Regions from separate parts of the Homo sapiens genome. Here region 1 is linked to region 2. The links are chromatin loops, found by intact Hi-C in ENCODE. Cell type or tissue: Caco-2. All regions are shown on one strand.

Region 1 (8,000 bases), 340 kb after region 2:
TTCTTCACGCTTCTTGTTGGCCCAATCAGCCATGCTTTAGGGTCATGTTAAGTTTGCCATTTTTGTATGAAATCACTTAATAAATTGATTGGCACCTTATCTCTGTGTCAATGTCACTCCACTTTTAGAGATGTCCAAACTGTTTAACTATCAAAAACAAACCATGGAGGACAACTTAGTGAGAAAGGGCTTGTGCTAGCTGAAGATCAAAGGAAGACAGATGACTGCTGTATATATTTGATGTTACCAGAGAAGAAGTATAGTGATTTAGTCAGTGCATATGGTCAGAGCGTCTTGGCTGGCCGCAATACAGCTGGAGAATAAGCCAGGACAAGCATCAGAATGACATTTTCTGAGGAAAACAGGACTTTCAGCTTTAGGAGGATGCCTATTAGAGTGTGACTTTATGTAAACTATATTTTAGAAAATTGATGAAGCTAATTCTGGACATGTTAAAGGAAAAAAGAATCCTTTGATGTGGACAAATGTTACAAAGCATAAAGCAAACTATCATCACATTAACAATATGACACTTTGAGCTGGCTAAGCAGGAATTTCAAGAGAGCTATCAATAAATTGTCTGTTGATCCTGTGGCCAAATTTTAATTTATGAGTATTTTATTAACTTGGGTTCAGAGTCTGAGTTCTCCACACATGGTCAGTTAATGAATGTGTAATGTATTTTGTTATATAATATATTGCAAATGCTGGGGAAGATTAGGTAAAATGTTAAAAAGAGGTAATATGAGAAGCAATATTTTCTTTTAGCCTTATGTGGGTTATTCTTTGAATGATTTTATCATAAACTATGATGTATACAGAGAAAATTTTCAGGATATAAGTTCTGGTCAGACTGAAAAGCAGGATGTAATGATAATTTTAAGTAGTTTCCCAACTTGACTTTTTTTTTTTTTTTTGGTCTGACACTCTTCTTGATAAGGTTGTAGAATAACATTGTGCAACCTCTCTCTTTTTCTCTCTCTCTTTTTAAAGCAGTCACTTTAAAAACACAAAGTGCCTGTTGTGAGTAGCCTAGCCATGAAAGCAGAGATTGGGATAGGCAACTTCAGACTACGCTCCAACCATGCTTGTCTATGAAGAATACTTAGGGCTTAGGTTAGGGAAAATTTGATATCATATTTTTAAAAGCAAATTATGAGGAGCTGTTCCCAAAATTTACTATGTGTTTGGTTTGGACTTCTATGTCCACAAATTTCTAGGATTCATTTGCAAAATGGTAAGTTAATTTTATTCTCTCAAACATGAGCAAAGCATCAAGGAAAAGGATCTTAAAAGGTAGTGTGACATTTTATTCTATAAAATTCCCAACAGCAGAATCTGAATGTCTGTACACAATCCTGTATACCACCTAACTTTAAAAACTTTTAAATGATATAGGTATTTGTCACCAGATGGCATGGGCTATAAAGGCAGGTACCTTGTCTTATTTACTCTGGCATCTAATGCAGTGTCTGGCACACAGTAGGTGTTCATAAACATGTATCACATATTCACCATATGAGTAATTATAATTTAAGGTGGCTTTAGAATTTGAGCTAATTATTTCCTTTCAAACTTATTCTTTCAGTCTTTCTTGTCTTAGTAAATGGTAACACTGATTACTCAATGGCTAAGCCAGAAACCTGGGCACTGTCCTTGGGTCTTTTCTCTCCCTCACACCTCCTATTTAACAATCCGTGTTTTTGCTGCCCTGTGCTGCTGCTGTGCAAAAGTCTGCCACATCATTTCTGCTTGGACCTCTGCAATAGTGCCCTTACCAGTTTCTCTGCCTTAACTCTTGTCTGTTAAAATCTGTTCTCTTCACAGTGGCCAGAATGATCTGAAACCACAAATAGATCATGATATTCTACCGTTTAAACTGTGTAATAGCTTCCCACAGACTTCAAAGAAAATCGACTTCCTCACCAGGGTCTACAAGATCCATATGACCTTGTTCTTGTCTGCCTCTTCAATTTTGGTCTACCCTTCCATTCATTCATTATAACCCAGCTGTGTTTGTCTTCCTTCAGTTCCTAGAAAACGCCACACTTTTCCTCACTTCTCAGCGAATACTCCTGCGGTTTCTTCTGTCTGGAATGAACTTCCTCCCGGTCTTTGCATGGCTGGCTTCCTCTCACCCTTTCAGTCTTGTTTATCCTCTAAGAAAGTTTCCTTGAACCCCTGTACCTGAGTAGGGTTTTTTTCATAGCCCTTCCTCAATTGCTTCACTCACTTTGCATGTTTTTCTGGTCTCTTCACTATTTGAAAAAAGTTACAATTTTTTCATTATCTATCTTCCCTAGTACTTTGAACTGTGCCTTTTTTTGTTTACCATAGCACCCAGTACAATGCTGACAGATATTATGGGCTCAGTAAATATTTTACAAAATGATTTATTGAGTGATGGAACATCTAACTAAATATGTTACATATATGTCTAGTGCATAGGAAAGATAAATGGAAGTTTCATCTTGGCTCAATCACAACCCTTTCTCCCTTAATCCAGTTACTTACTTAGCACAAAATATCTGAAAGCAGTTCTGGGGCTGTTGTGAATTCAAAGATGAGACCTGGCTCTTGCCTTTATGCACTTTTGCCATGGGAAAGAAGATTAACTTGTATACCAGTAACTATAATTTCAAGAGATGGTGGATAAGAGAAGTGTCCTGAGAGTTTTAAAAATATATGTACTATTTATACTCAACCTTATTTTTAAAAGAATTTGTGGCTGGGCACGGTGGCTCATGCTGTAATCCCAGCACTTTGGGAGGCTGAGGCAGGTGGATTACCTGAGGTCAGGAGTTCAAGACCAGCCTGGCCAACAGGGTGAAACCCCGTCTCTACTAAAAATACAAAAATTAGCCGGGCGTGGTGGCACACCCCTGTAATCCCAGCTACTCGGGAGGCTGAGGCAGGAGAATTGCTTGAGCCTGGGAGGCAGAGGTTGCAGAGAGCCAAGATCATGCCACTGCACTCCAGCCTGGCCAACAGAGTGAGACTCTGTCTCCAAAAAAAAAAAAAAAAAAAAAAAAAGAGAATTTGCATTGGATTGTGAATAGGAATTTTAAGAGAAAAATTACCTCTCTGGGTGAACCTGGGGAGATTTCATGAAAAACCCAGTGTTCGACTTAGACTTTGGTGAGTATAGAATTCGGAGGTGCTGGCAGGGTGGAAAAGGGCAGTCGCTGTACACGTGCAAGTGGACAGCTCACATGTACCCTAGAACTTAAAGTATAATATATACATAAAGAAGCAGCTAGAAGGGGCAGAACCTTCATGAGGGATAAATGAGGGAATATGTTTGGAAATGAGGTTAAGTCAGATTGTGCCATGTTTGTGGATTAAGAGTTCTTACATTGTTTGAATAAGCCAAGGGAAGATCTTGAAGGCTTTGGAGGTGGTCAGTGGTTTAATTAGAGCACTCCTAAGAATGGTTAATCTAGAAGTGTCATGTAGGATAGATTAGAAGAGGGAAGAAATGGAAGTAAGGGCATTAGTTTGGAAACTCCCAATTCTAAGAAAGAGACAAATAATATCTATGTGACCTGACCATAGTGTGCATGAAGAAGAAGGAAGATGAGGAAGGTGCTGCAGAAGAGATATCCACATGTTTTGAAAACTCATCAACAGGTTCAAGGTGTAAGGAGGGGAGAAAAAGATACATGTGAGAGTGATAGTAACAGAATGGAGAATAAGAGCAAAAAATTGGTTTCATATAATACTTCAGGCAGAAAAACTGATAAGGGGAGTTCAGTTTGAATACATTGACTATGAGATTGGGGATTATACTTGGAGAAAGGTTTATGATGATGAGATTTCAAGCTTTATGACCTGTTTTCTACATTGGTCAAAGGAAAGAGGATACCCCCTAATTCACTCTCCTTTAAGAATACTGTGAGAAGCAGCCTGGGAAATCACTGATTTCTGATTTCTGTGTAAATCTGACTGGGGTAAAGTGAATGACCCTTGACATGGAGTCAGATGACTTAGGTTGAAATCCTGACTTATGGCTTACTGGCCATGTGATCTTCTCGAACCATGCAAACTCTCCAACCTCAGTTCCTCATGAAATGGAAACAATTCCATGACTATTGTGATCTCAAGAACTAGTAGAGGAATTTGGTGAAATAATGTATTTCAATGTGCATCGTAAATCCTTTTAGGAAAGCAGGATTGGCACGGAAACTCTGGATATGTGCCTTTGACAGGTGATGGGTGCTGGATATTTGATATATCATGTATTCTGCTTTAAATAAATAATTGTCACTTTTTAAAGTTATTATATAGTATTCTTTTCTCTGATCACACATACACATTATCATTTAAAAAAGTAAAGTTTTTGGAAGGGGTTTGTTTCATTGGTCAGGTAACCTGATGATTTTCATTAAAAATTCTTAGTTGTATAAAAGTTAAGCAAGCAATTGGGGACTTCAGGACTTTACCAGTGCTAAAAGTAACTCTGTAAAAAGTAAACCAGTGGAAAAGATAAACTCTGGGGCACCTCTCCTCCCCTCCTGCCTGGCTGAAGCCAAGCTTTCCCGCACTGCCTCCCTGTGTCTGCTGAGAGAAGCACCGGGTGAGTTTCTGCCTAGATAAAGCGCTGTCTCTGCTTACTTCAGGCATGTAGACCCTTTGGGGATGCTGACAGCTGACAGGCTTTGAACACTAGCAGCAGCAGATCTCTGTGCCGGGCTCCATGAGCCGTCCACAGTGCTCTGTGGAAGAAAATGAAAAGCTGCTGGCAGAGCCTCCCTAAAGTTTGGGCAGAACCTGAGGGTTATTTTTATTTTTAAAAACAAACATTTAGAGAATAGCCTATTTCTAAACCTCCTTTACTGTTACAAGAAATTTAATTTCTTTTGAAGTGCAAGCATTCCAAAATGAGGGATGTAAAGAGTTATTGCAGCCAATAAATATGTGGCAGACCCCTTAAAATAAATAAGCACCCTGTCCATTCCTGTATAAATGGCTTTTGTTTGAGGTTCGGATGGATTTGATAAGGATGGTGTTACAACATTTAATGAGGTGTAAAGGAAAAATGACTTTCATAAGTTCACATAACTGTCATTATATTGTCTCCTATGTTCTCCACCCTCACAGACTGTCTCGATCTTTTGACATCTCTACAATAGAAGACAAGGGGATGAGCCGATAAGAGTCTGTATTTGCTGTGGGTACATAAACAGATATTAAAGGTACCAAGAAAAGCTACCAGCAAGGAGGAGAAACAAGAAAGCTGTGTGTGGACTGTTCTTATTGGCATGTAGTAGCCTGCTTCAGTCCACACAGAGACTTTTGAATAAACTAAATATTAAATTGGTACACACGTGTACATGTACACACACACACACACACACACACACACACACACAGAGAGAGAGAGAGAGAGTTCCTAGAGCCATAATCTTTCTTTGATTCCTTCCTCATGTGGATTTTATGTCTTGATCATCTTTTTAAAATCAATAACCATCCTGTTGATTTCTTTTTCCTTTTTAAGTCACCTCCTTCTGTGGCAACATTAGCTAAACACATCCCCGATTCCATTTCGCTCATTAGTATTAATGTCGTAATAATCATTCCCTTCCTTGGCTCCTCAGACTTGCTTCAATATTTACACATCGGCCGAAGCTGATTGAGCAGGAATAATGAGACTTTGACACTCTGCACTGCACAAGGTGGAGGAAAACTTGTTTCCACTGGGTGGACTTTATAGTGAAACAAATTGTATGCCTTATAATTATTAACTAAAATGACAAGCAGTGTCCCTACTATTTGTTACACTTGCCCAGCACTGTGGTGGTGGTGGTGGCATCACCCTAGCTGGACTAATTCCCTGCCTCTCAAGTGACCATGAGAAATGGAATTGCCCTTTAGCCTTCTCCAGACTCTACCCAAATTATTGTTTCATTCTTTTTAAGGGAAAGGTCCCTCTTCGGTCAGAAGGCTTTTATACAGGCTTGTCAGATTGGGAGGGCTTGTACAATTTTATATGTATAGAGCTTCTTTTTTCTTTTCTATTTATTTTCTGGTAAGTTAAACAAGTCAACTTTCCTGCTTTCATCAAACACCTAATTGAACTGGCATTTTGAAGCGCTTGCCAGACGTTGTGTTAGGAGGTGAAGCACCTTCCGACATATTCTCTCATTCCAGGATAAAGTTAAAATAAAAATAATATGTACTGAAGATAGAGTTTTTAAAACATGGAGACATTCTAGAAAGCATGCATCTAAGAATTTACTTGACCTAATTTCAGAGAAAGAGAAAAATTAAAATATCTTTTCATCTCCAACAACATCCTTGTCTTCTAAACCAAATCACCAACATTTTCTAGAAACCTGGATTTGTTTTAGAGACAAGGAGAACTCTTTTTTACTAATATTTGCCCCCTAAGGGTAGAATGTTTGTAGATTTAGACATCTGTGCTTCCTGTCACAGACCAGCTAAAGACTTTCTCATTGCCCCATGTTTTGAAGATTTGTTTTTATCATTGGCGATTCCCTCCTTTAGCACTGGATCTACAGGGGTGTCTCCCTGCTGAGAGTTCAAAATGTTTCCCTACCACAGACGACACTTTCCCCCAACATGGCATGCAGCTTCCATGCACACTCTAGAATACATCTATATTCAGGACTAATTGTTGTTAATCCTGCATTCATTACTCAGTCCTGGCTGGAGCTCTTGCCTATTTTTGTTTCGGTCAGCAGTTCAGAAAAAAAAAAAAAAAAAATCCAGGGACAGTATAAATATCACTATTTAAAACTGGATGTACAAGGACAGAGACCTTCAGGATGGGGATACAGACCTTTAAGAGCAGAGGAAATTGTTGAAGCAGTTTTTTAAATTCACAGAACTGGTATAGGAGAGAACAAAAAAAAATTGGAGAAGAATCTAAAGAAGAGGCGGGGTGAAAGGAAGTGCAAGAAACCAAGCAAAGGGTTCCTGGGCTCACAAAACCTGAGCCTGGAGACTGGGAGCCCATGGCAAGCTACAGGGAAGGGTTGCACTACAGCCATCTGCTATGCCTCCAAAGATGACGGAGGGTGCTTTCGCATAGGATAGAGTGAGTGCGAGAGTTCTGCTCAGTGCCTCTGAGTTTCCTAATATTTTAGCCTCCCGAAGGATAGCCACTTTATGGAATAATCTTCTAATTTTATAACCAGAATAGATGTGAATAATCAGTTTTAACCATCTCTTTTTAAAAGTAAGACTACAAAAAGTCTAATAAGTTCATAAAATGCACAGTTTTGCAAAACTGGCAAGTGTCAGAGTCATGTCTCTTGACTGTTAAGCTAGGGCAATGTAGCTGTTGGAGCCAGACAAATGGATGCTGGCTTCTGTGAGGTAGATGGAATCATAAGCAGGTGACCCACAAATGAACAAAATATCTCATGGAGTAAAAATTCCAAATGCAATTCAAGTTCCTTGACTGAGGTCTAGACCATAAACATAATAAACCAGAATCATAAATATAAACTGGAAAATAAACCGTTTTGAGTGGCTGCCTCAACTTTTCTACTTTCTAACAATAGCTTTAGTTGGAACGTTTACAGGGGAGCTTTTATATTTTCCTGGGGAAAAATATTCTTCTCTGCTCTTCAGGAAACATCATTAGCCACATTGATTGATTGATTGATTGATTCCTGTATTTATTCAGTCATTCAGTATATATTTATGAAGTCCTTGGTTTGTTCAAGTTTCTGAATTGTAGAAATTCCTTCTTTAAAAAAGTCGTAGTCTCAACATAAAATTTATTCTCAAATAGCAAAAATCTGGTCTCTTACTCCAAATTACAAAGTACAAGTTAGCATACCAGAAGGCATTTTTTATTTTAAATAGTCTAGCACAAAACTATTTTAAATGTTTTTTTTAAAGGACAGGGATTAGTTAGGAATCTGCTCCCCACCCCAATCCCCATCCAGAATTTCTTGGTGGAGAAGATTCCTGCTTATAGAGGATCTGAGACTTACTGGCCTTCTGCTGTGAGCTGGGTAACATATAAG
Region 2 (8,000 bases):
ATGTGACTAATGGCAATTATAATGCACAGTCCTAGACTAGATAGCCAAACTAGATGTAATGGAGTTTTCTGGGTCATGTGCTGAATGACATCATTCATTCTACCTGGGCTACCTATGCTCCAGACTGATGGGTCTGGGAGAAAAGGATATGCTACGGTGAATGACTGAGTTTTCTCACATCATCTTTAAAACCCTAGTTTTTTCATTCTTAAAATGACAGTAATAATGTCCTCCTCACAGGTTTTGGGGAGGATTAAATAAGATACTATATTTGAAATTGCTTTGTAAATTTAATATATGTAAAAACACTTCCTAAACGCTATAGTTCTTAAGCAGTTATTCTCAATGGGGGGCATTTGACAAATCTGTGGGTGCTTTCCGCTGGTCAGATTGGTTAGGAATGACACTGGCAATTAATTGGCATAATAGGGTCCAAAGAGGCTAAATGCCCTGCAGTGCATGGGACATTCCCACCAAAGTAAAATTTCCAAATCTCACAATGGGCATTTATAGAAGTGACAAGCCTACTTACTGTTGTTGAGCCCAGAATTTGCCCTGTTTAATATATAAACACAAAGTATTTTATATAGTTTCAATAAATTCTGAATTATCCAGGAATGTACATTAAGGGAAGAACACACTTTGTTTCATTTAAGAGTTATTCATTATTTCTGAAAATCAACAATCGAGTCAGTGCCACTCATAAAATTTAAATCTCCCTAATCAGCCTGTATTTGTAGTTATTGCATTTACCAGACTCTATATATAGGTATATCTGATTATTTCATTATGTCTTCAGTGTAGACAGTCTATGTATTTACATATAGAATTACTGTACATGTTATATTATAAATTATTTTCTTTTTACTTCTTTATGTCATAGTTAACACTCTATATTGATTTTTTAAAATTATATGTGTAGATAAATTCTATAACCTATGAATATCGTTTCAGGGTAGTAAAGGGGCCATTGCTAAATATTGTTTTGAAAAGGTAGCACTAATTCTGAGAGGGTTAGAACCACTATTCTAAAAACAATGTAGTCCTTGTTATCACTATATTATAACCTCTTAACTTTATCAGATGAATGTCCATTTCTGTGAAAAATACAAATTGCCACTTATCGTAGTTCACTAGTGCAATCCTTCCTGAGGTGGGACAACATTTCTGTCTTGGAGAGCAGAAGTAACTGGCCCTCATAGCCACCTAGACAGTCTAGAAGGGGCACAAATCTCCCTTTACTATTCTGGTACAAATGTGGGCAGATTTTCTTCTTACTTTCCAGGAACAATTTCTAGATCCCACTAGAACATTTAAACGAAGTCTTACTAATAGCACAGGGAAAATCAAAGTGAGAAAATGAATGTCATGAAACTAGATAAACTAACGTATGCAATGTTCTCATCCTCAACTAGGGGTTCTTTGCAGGAATTCCTTCCTCCTACAACAAGTTTTGTCTCCACGCAATCGTGCTTACCTTTAACCTCTCCATTCAAAGTACCAAAGGGAGCTTGAAGCCCAAAATAAGGAGACTGGAAGTGGGATAAACATTTCCTCATTTTAAATTGTGTAAGGCCTTCTTTTCAAATGCCTCCTTCCTTCTCAAGGACCTGATCTTCCATTGATGATTAACATCAGGAAGTTTGACTGGTTTGTTCTGAAGGCTACCTGGTCTTTGCACAGCTTTTTAGAGCTTCATTCTAGACCACCTCTGAAAGAAATCTATGAACCTGCTAGGTTCAGGGAACAAGGATATAAAGCTGAAGTGTGTGTATTGTATGTTAAAACTAAAAAGTAAAGTTAAAAAGTGATTACTATTTTTCCATTTATTTATTTATTTAAAAAAATTTTTTAAAAATTGTTTTTGAGACAGGGTCTTGCTCTGCTGCCCAGGTTGGAGTGCAGTCATGTGATCATAGCTCATCACAGCCTCAAACTCCTGGGCTTAAGTGATCCTTCCACCTTAGCCTCCTGAGTAGCTGGGATTACAGGTGTGCACCACACTAGCCCAACTAATTTTTTAAATTATTTGTAAAAATAGAGACTTAACATGTTGCCCAGGCTGGTCTTGAACTCCTGGCCTCAGTGATCCTCCTGCTGTTGCCTCCCAAAGAGCTGGGCTCAGAAGTGTGAGTCACCATGCCCAGCCAAAAAATAATTTAAATGCTTAAAACTGCTTTAAATAATAAAGTCTATTTATTTAAAAAATAATATTAAAATTATTTTGAAACTTAAATATTCGACTTGTGTGTAGACCAGGGCATAGTATTATTTTCAGGAATTAAATTCTTTTTTGAATAACGTTAAAAAGAATTCAATAAATTCTAAAATCTTTTTAATGTTTTTATTGTCTAAGAAAATGTGAATTGTAGTTTCTTTTCTGGAATGGAATGTGCAAGGATTCACTTTATATTTATTTATCAATTTGTAATATTCCGACGGCTTTCATATGCATTAATTTTTTTTCAGTTATCAGAGGGGTGGTAGAATCTAGTGATTAAATAATAGATTCTGCAGTCAGACTACCAGAAGGTTAAATCCCAGTTTCCCCACTTAGTAGCTGTGTGATCTTGGGCAAGTTACTTAACTTCTCTGTGCTTTAATTTTATTCCTTATAATGGGGACAATTATAGTTCCTAACTCATAGAGTTGTTGGATTAATACTGTAAAATACTTGGAACACTAAACACTCAGTGTTGGGTATTTTTATTCTATTTGTATCATAAAATTCTGAGAACTAATAGCAAAGTATTTGAGGATGTGAAGGGGGCAAATGGTAAGTGGAAGAATCAGGGCAGCAATCTTGGCATTGAAGTAGTCTCCAAACCAGATTACTGTTTATTAGAGTGAGGTATTCCCAAGCCCTTCAGGGAAGGGCCCTTTTCACCTCACAGGAGGTTAGATTCAGGACATTCCAAAGACAGATCTGTTCTTGCTTCAATTAAGTGAATAAAGCAGGTTATAAAAATGGGCTTAAAGGTGCAATATTATATGCTCCATATGATCTCAATCATTAAAACAAAGTACAAAATAAAGACCAGAAAACAGATAACAAGCAAATATGCCAAAATATCAGAGTGTTTGCCACTGATGGTGGAATTGTAGGTTACTCTGTGCTTTTTTATAATTTTCTCTATTTTCCAAATGTTCTGTATTGAGCAAATATGCTGTTTTGATAATCAGAGAGGAAAAGCAGAAAACCAGAATAATGTCAATAACAGTTGAGATTTGTTCTGTCATACTGGAGTCAAATAATGGAGTCAAAGAGAAGTAGGAGAGAAAGATTTAAAATATAAATCTTCATTTTAGAAGGGGTTTTCTGCTTTAAGCAAGAGCTGCCATGTCCATAGTTTATGAATTTAGCATTCCAGTTAAAAATTAAGCAGATATTAATCAAATGTAATTGCAGTTGCACAAAGGCAGACTGCCTCAGTGAGGAAATGAGGTATAGCAGTCAACAGAACCAAGCAGCCTTGTCTTTCCTAGACAGAGTGAAACGCTAAGAAGTTTTTTCCACAAGAGGGCGATAACTGTTCAGCGTTTCATCAAACGGGCCTATGGCCGCACTGTAAGCCAAGCCGCGATGCAAATAAAATAACTTTTTTTCTCACTGAAGAATAAGGAGCTGCACAAGGAGGCGGCAGCTGGAAGGACCACCACGAACACACTGAGGCACACTCAAGTCAGAAGCAACAATTTGTAGCGGAATATAAAGAGGAACAAGTTTACAGAGTCGTTTAAAAAATTATGTTCAAAAAACGTTATTTATACATACATAAGTTTTTCATGGCTGTTCACATCAGATACTTTTTAATCTGGTGCATCAAACTGGATTAGCACTTCATTCTGTAAGAAAATTCTGGAAATCTACAGACCTTCCTATAAGCACTTTGATTCCACGCTTCCATATTTTAGAATGTACTTCAATCCAAGTGGGTTTCCTAAAAGGAAATGGTTCCCTGAAAAGAAAATGCTTGCGCACGCGGGGCCGGGGGAAATTTTAATTTTCGAATGAAAAGAGATTTTCATTTGTATATGTATATGTATAAAATCTTTGGCGGTGTGTGCTTTGCTAAAGTTCAAGGCCAGTTTTCTCTCTAGTAGTTCATTGGTGTTTTCTCGCATTTACACTAATTCCAGGACTCGGGTTTTGGTATTGCAGATGTTTCTGGACTTTAGTATTTTCCATTTTCTTGGACCTTTCAGAAGCCACCCTTCGGAGCGCACTTAACTCCCAGGTACGTATTCTGCGACTCTATGGAGAGCTGTAATCCTCTCTCTCACTGACGATATCGCTGAGGGAGGTCCTGGACTTCGAGATCTTTTCTGTGGTAGAATGGATGGGGCTGTTTACACTGGTCGCTTCCCCACTTGTTTGGTGTTGGCCTCCACTGGGAGAGCGCCGAACGCAAGATCCTACGGCGCTTTTCCACGCTGTCTGCTTCAATTCTTCCCAAATCTCTACCTTAAGTGCTGGGCAGCAGAAGTTGTGGCAAAGGTGCAGTTTCCACTCTACGGCGTTTATAGGAAGCAAAGAAAGACAGACACGTTCTCCCCCTCGCCCTGCTATCCTTCCTCAAGGGTAGGTTGGTTCAAGCTTGGGGACATTCTTCCTTCTTCCTTGTATTTCTACCTAGCAATCAGCTCAATCCTTTTATGACATTCAGTTAAACCCAGCTGTCCCGCGGGTTCAGCACAAACAGGCCCTATTCGTCAGGTGAAATGGAGTTATTAAAGAAGTCATCCAGACACTTCAAGCAACTGCATTTTAGAGAGATTTTTGGACTGAAACACACACATAATTCCCTTCATTCCTCTCCCCATCCGACCCCACCCCACCCACTTTTTTTCTGCAGAATAGAAATTGACTTTCTGCTGCTACACTTGAGTATCCCGACATTTGACATTACTGTATTTGGGGCAAAACCGTTATCATCCCTCCCTTCAGAATGTTAGTACGTTTAGCTGAGAGTTCATTTGCATTCCTTCCGTTAGTTACCTTGAATTTGGTGGCTATTCTTTTAACTTAAAACAAGTATCAAAACGCGCTTGGCATTTCTGCGTCAAGGGTTAGACTGCAGGTAGAGAGGTCAAGTGGACGGCACAGACTAGGCAACAATGCCAGCAAGCTAAAAACAGTAACCAGAAAACAAATGCTGTTGTTTCCAGCCTCAAAGTCGAGGAGCACAGAACCTTCCTCACCGCCACCCTTTAAACCCTTTTTGCAACCTCAGAATTTGCCAAACCGCTTTCATTTATTTTTCAATTAAAATGCAAATCATTTGCTTTCAAACAGAGCCCCCCCATCCCCATTAGATATACTGCGTAGAGATGCGCCGGGATCCTTGCGACCACGTGTTACACGTCCACTCCCAAGGGGTACTTGAAAAAGTCCCACTTTATTAGGTCGTGGGCAGGAAGGCATGCTGGTTTCGGAGGATCCCCAAGAAAGAGCAAGTCCTGACTCTCAAAGGCATCTGAAGGCAATGCGTTAAGACTGCCCCACCAGAAACAAGCCTCCCGCGTCAGCGGGACCAGGACTCGGGTCCCGAAACTGGTTTCAACCACGCAGTTAGAGCGGAGGGCAGGGCGATCTTCCCCCGGGAGTGACAGGGGGCAGCCCACCCTCTCCGAGGACGCTCCATCGTTGTCACCGCTCCCAGCTGTAGACAGGCAGCAGATCCACTACAACTAGCACCTGGCAGGAGGCACCGGCCTGCCTTCCCGTGCTGCCCAGCGTGCGTCTGCAATACACGCTGCTCTACGCGGGATCGAGCACCCGGGGCTCACCCCCTCACTACCAGGGATCAAGGTACACGGATCCGGAATTTTTTATTGTCATAATTAAGAACAATGCTGCCATTTTAATTTGGCAATGCAAATGATACGTAAAAGTGAACGATGGAGACATCCTTACACCAAGCGTTGCAACTATTTACTCAAGACAGTTCACCCTGAGTTGGATTGAGTTGAATCTCAGTCTCAATCTCTCCCCCACCCCCGTGTCTCTCTTTGGCAACCCCGCCTCCAATAGTAGATACTAACATTCTCAATAGGGAAATATTCAACTCTCTTCCGAGTCATAATATTTACATGAGATAAAAAGGGGATCACTCTTTAACATTGGAATCTTTGGGGATGACTGGCCTCTTTTCCTCCCAATTCCTACCTAGTCCTTGAGAATGCAGTGTCCTGGAGGATGTGAGGAGGTCGCTGGAGGGCCAGGCGCAGAGTGGAGACTGAAGGTTGGGTACCACCGCCAGGGTGGAGTGTCCGAAGGCGAGAAACGTTTCGTTTGTAACGAAGCCAGAGACATAGGCCCCCCAGTTTCAAGGCTAGGACGGGCTATGCCTGCCACCATCCTCCCGCAGCTTCCTGGCCGAGGTGGCAGGGCGCTGGGGTTTAGACCCAAGCACTGGATCCCCGCGTGGAAATGCAGAAGGTCCGCACATCAGCTCTCTTCTGAAGCAAGTCTTGGCTTGACTCCTTAGCACTATTCATGCTGACGAAGGACTTCACCTTACCCCAGGTCAGATTCTAAAGTCCATGAAATAATAGATTTAAACCAGTCTTGAAGTTAATGAAGAAAGATAAAGGAAGAGGAGGACCAAATAACATTGCTTCTATCTTAGAAGGAAATAAAACTGGCAAATATAACCCTTCCTTCCCCCAGTTTCAGACTCAAACTCAAGCTGACCCTTAAAAACTAGTGCTTAGTAAACGAAGGTTATCGAAGCGGAGTACGCCCTCCTGGCTTTTCGTGCTTGGACCCAAATGAGCGCTTTGACACCAATAGCTAAACTCCATCCGTCGGTGGTGCTGATCAAATTTTATTCTTGAGCCATTTATTGCGTTTATTTCTGTTTTCTGCTCATTAAAATTGTAATTAATGATCTCATCCAAATTTGCTGTAGCGACCACCTTCCAATGGTGTGTTACTTTAACATGCTGAATTCTCAAAATTGTCAAAGGGTTTTCCTTCTCCAGCCCGCAGTTCAACCCTGTCGGGAACGTAAAGATCAGCCAGAGATGGAAGAGATTTAGAGAGTAAAGGAAGCCACCCTTCAACTCCTAAACTCTAGATAGACATCCCACCACCACTGTCCAGGAGCTGGTACATCTCCATCTCCCGTAGCAACTCTAGAATTGGGAGTAGGCGCCAGAGTTTTGGAGAGGGTTTTCAAAAGCTTACAGTTCCCAGGGTGTACCTAGATGCTTCTGTATCTAAAGTTTCCGCCTGAATTTTGATGATTCTACCCCCATGTAAACCCAAAGGAAATAACAACAATAATCAAAGGGAGAAAAGTTAAGGGAAAAAACTCCCTCACTGTTCTCAGGTATAAACATCATCTGACAGATAAATATTCCTATTAAACGGATTCAGTTTTCAGCGAATTGAGTAACCCATAAATGATAATGAACGCGGTGGGAAGCGACGGGCGGGGGGGAACTCGGGAATGAAAAAAAAAATAAAGTGGAGGAGAAAGAACAGAAAAGGAAAGCAGGAGGTGGAAAGATGGAAGAGGACGATCCTTTGGCCTACAAGGGGATTAAGGACATCTATAAGGCTTAAGGAGCAACAAATTAATTTACACAATTCTGGGAGAGCCCAGATGGCCTTTAATTAATCCCTTCAAAAGAAGGAGCCAGGCCAGGGCTGCGCCGGCTGCCTGCTCCATTAGCTCCATTTTACAAGGGACCAGACTTGGTTCGAGGTGAGGCGCCCTCCAGAGCTGGTGGGGGAAGGGGATAGGATGACGCGAGCGGGCTAGTGGGGAAGCAAGGGAAGAATATGAACTGCTTTTCCATAAAAGGGCTGAGTTTTCATTATTCCTCTCTTTAAAAAGTAATACCCTCTTCGTCTCTGCTTCCCCCTCCCCTTTCTCATTTTATTTAGCACAATTAATTGAGGCGGCCACTGGCCCCAGCGCGGAACCGCACCACTCACCAGCTCCCGCCCCTCCTGGCCCCGCCCACAGGAGAAAGAAGTAGGGAGCGGG

Evidence for each region. A loop is a pair of places that touch in the nucleus more often than their neighbours do. Peaks named below come from ENCODE experiments on the same cell type or tissue, not always from the same donor. Only the 100,000 strongest peaks of a DNase experiment are listed, where the experiment ranks them.
Region 1: it touches region 2 in a loop (12-fold over the local background); 8 of 110 quality-filtered maps call a loop at or near these places.

The regions. Positions count from the first base shown.
Region 1 is chr4:84,156,531-84,164,530 of GRCh38, reverse strand. The region is part of intron 5 of LINC02994 (long intergenic non-protein coding RNA 2994); the gene reads left to right. Among named protein-coding and RNA genes, the nearest start is that of LINC02994, 140 kb to the left of the region's middle. In Caco-2, no CTCF peak of the experiment used is centred here; a DNase peak (open chromatin) is centred at 4,550.
Region 2 is chr4:84,499,559-84,507,558 of GRCh38, reverse strand. No RefSeq gene overlaps it. Among named protein-coding and RNA genes, the nearest start is that of NKX6-1, 4.3 kb to the right of the region's middle. RefSeq lists silencers at 3,430-3,479, 3,560-3,609. In Caco-2, a CTCF peak has its summit at 3,513 (motif pointing right); a DNase peak (open chromatin) is centred at 3,536; H3K4me3 peaks cover 374 bases.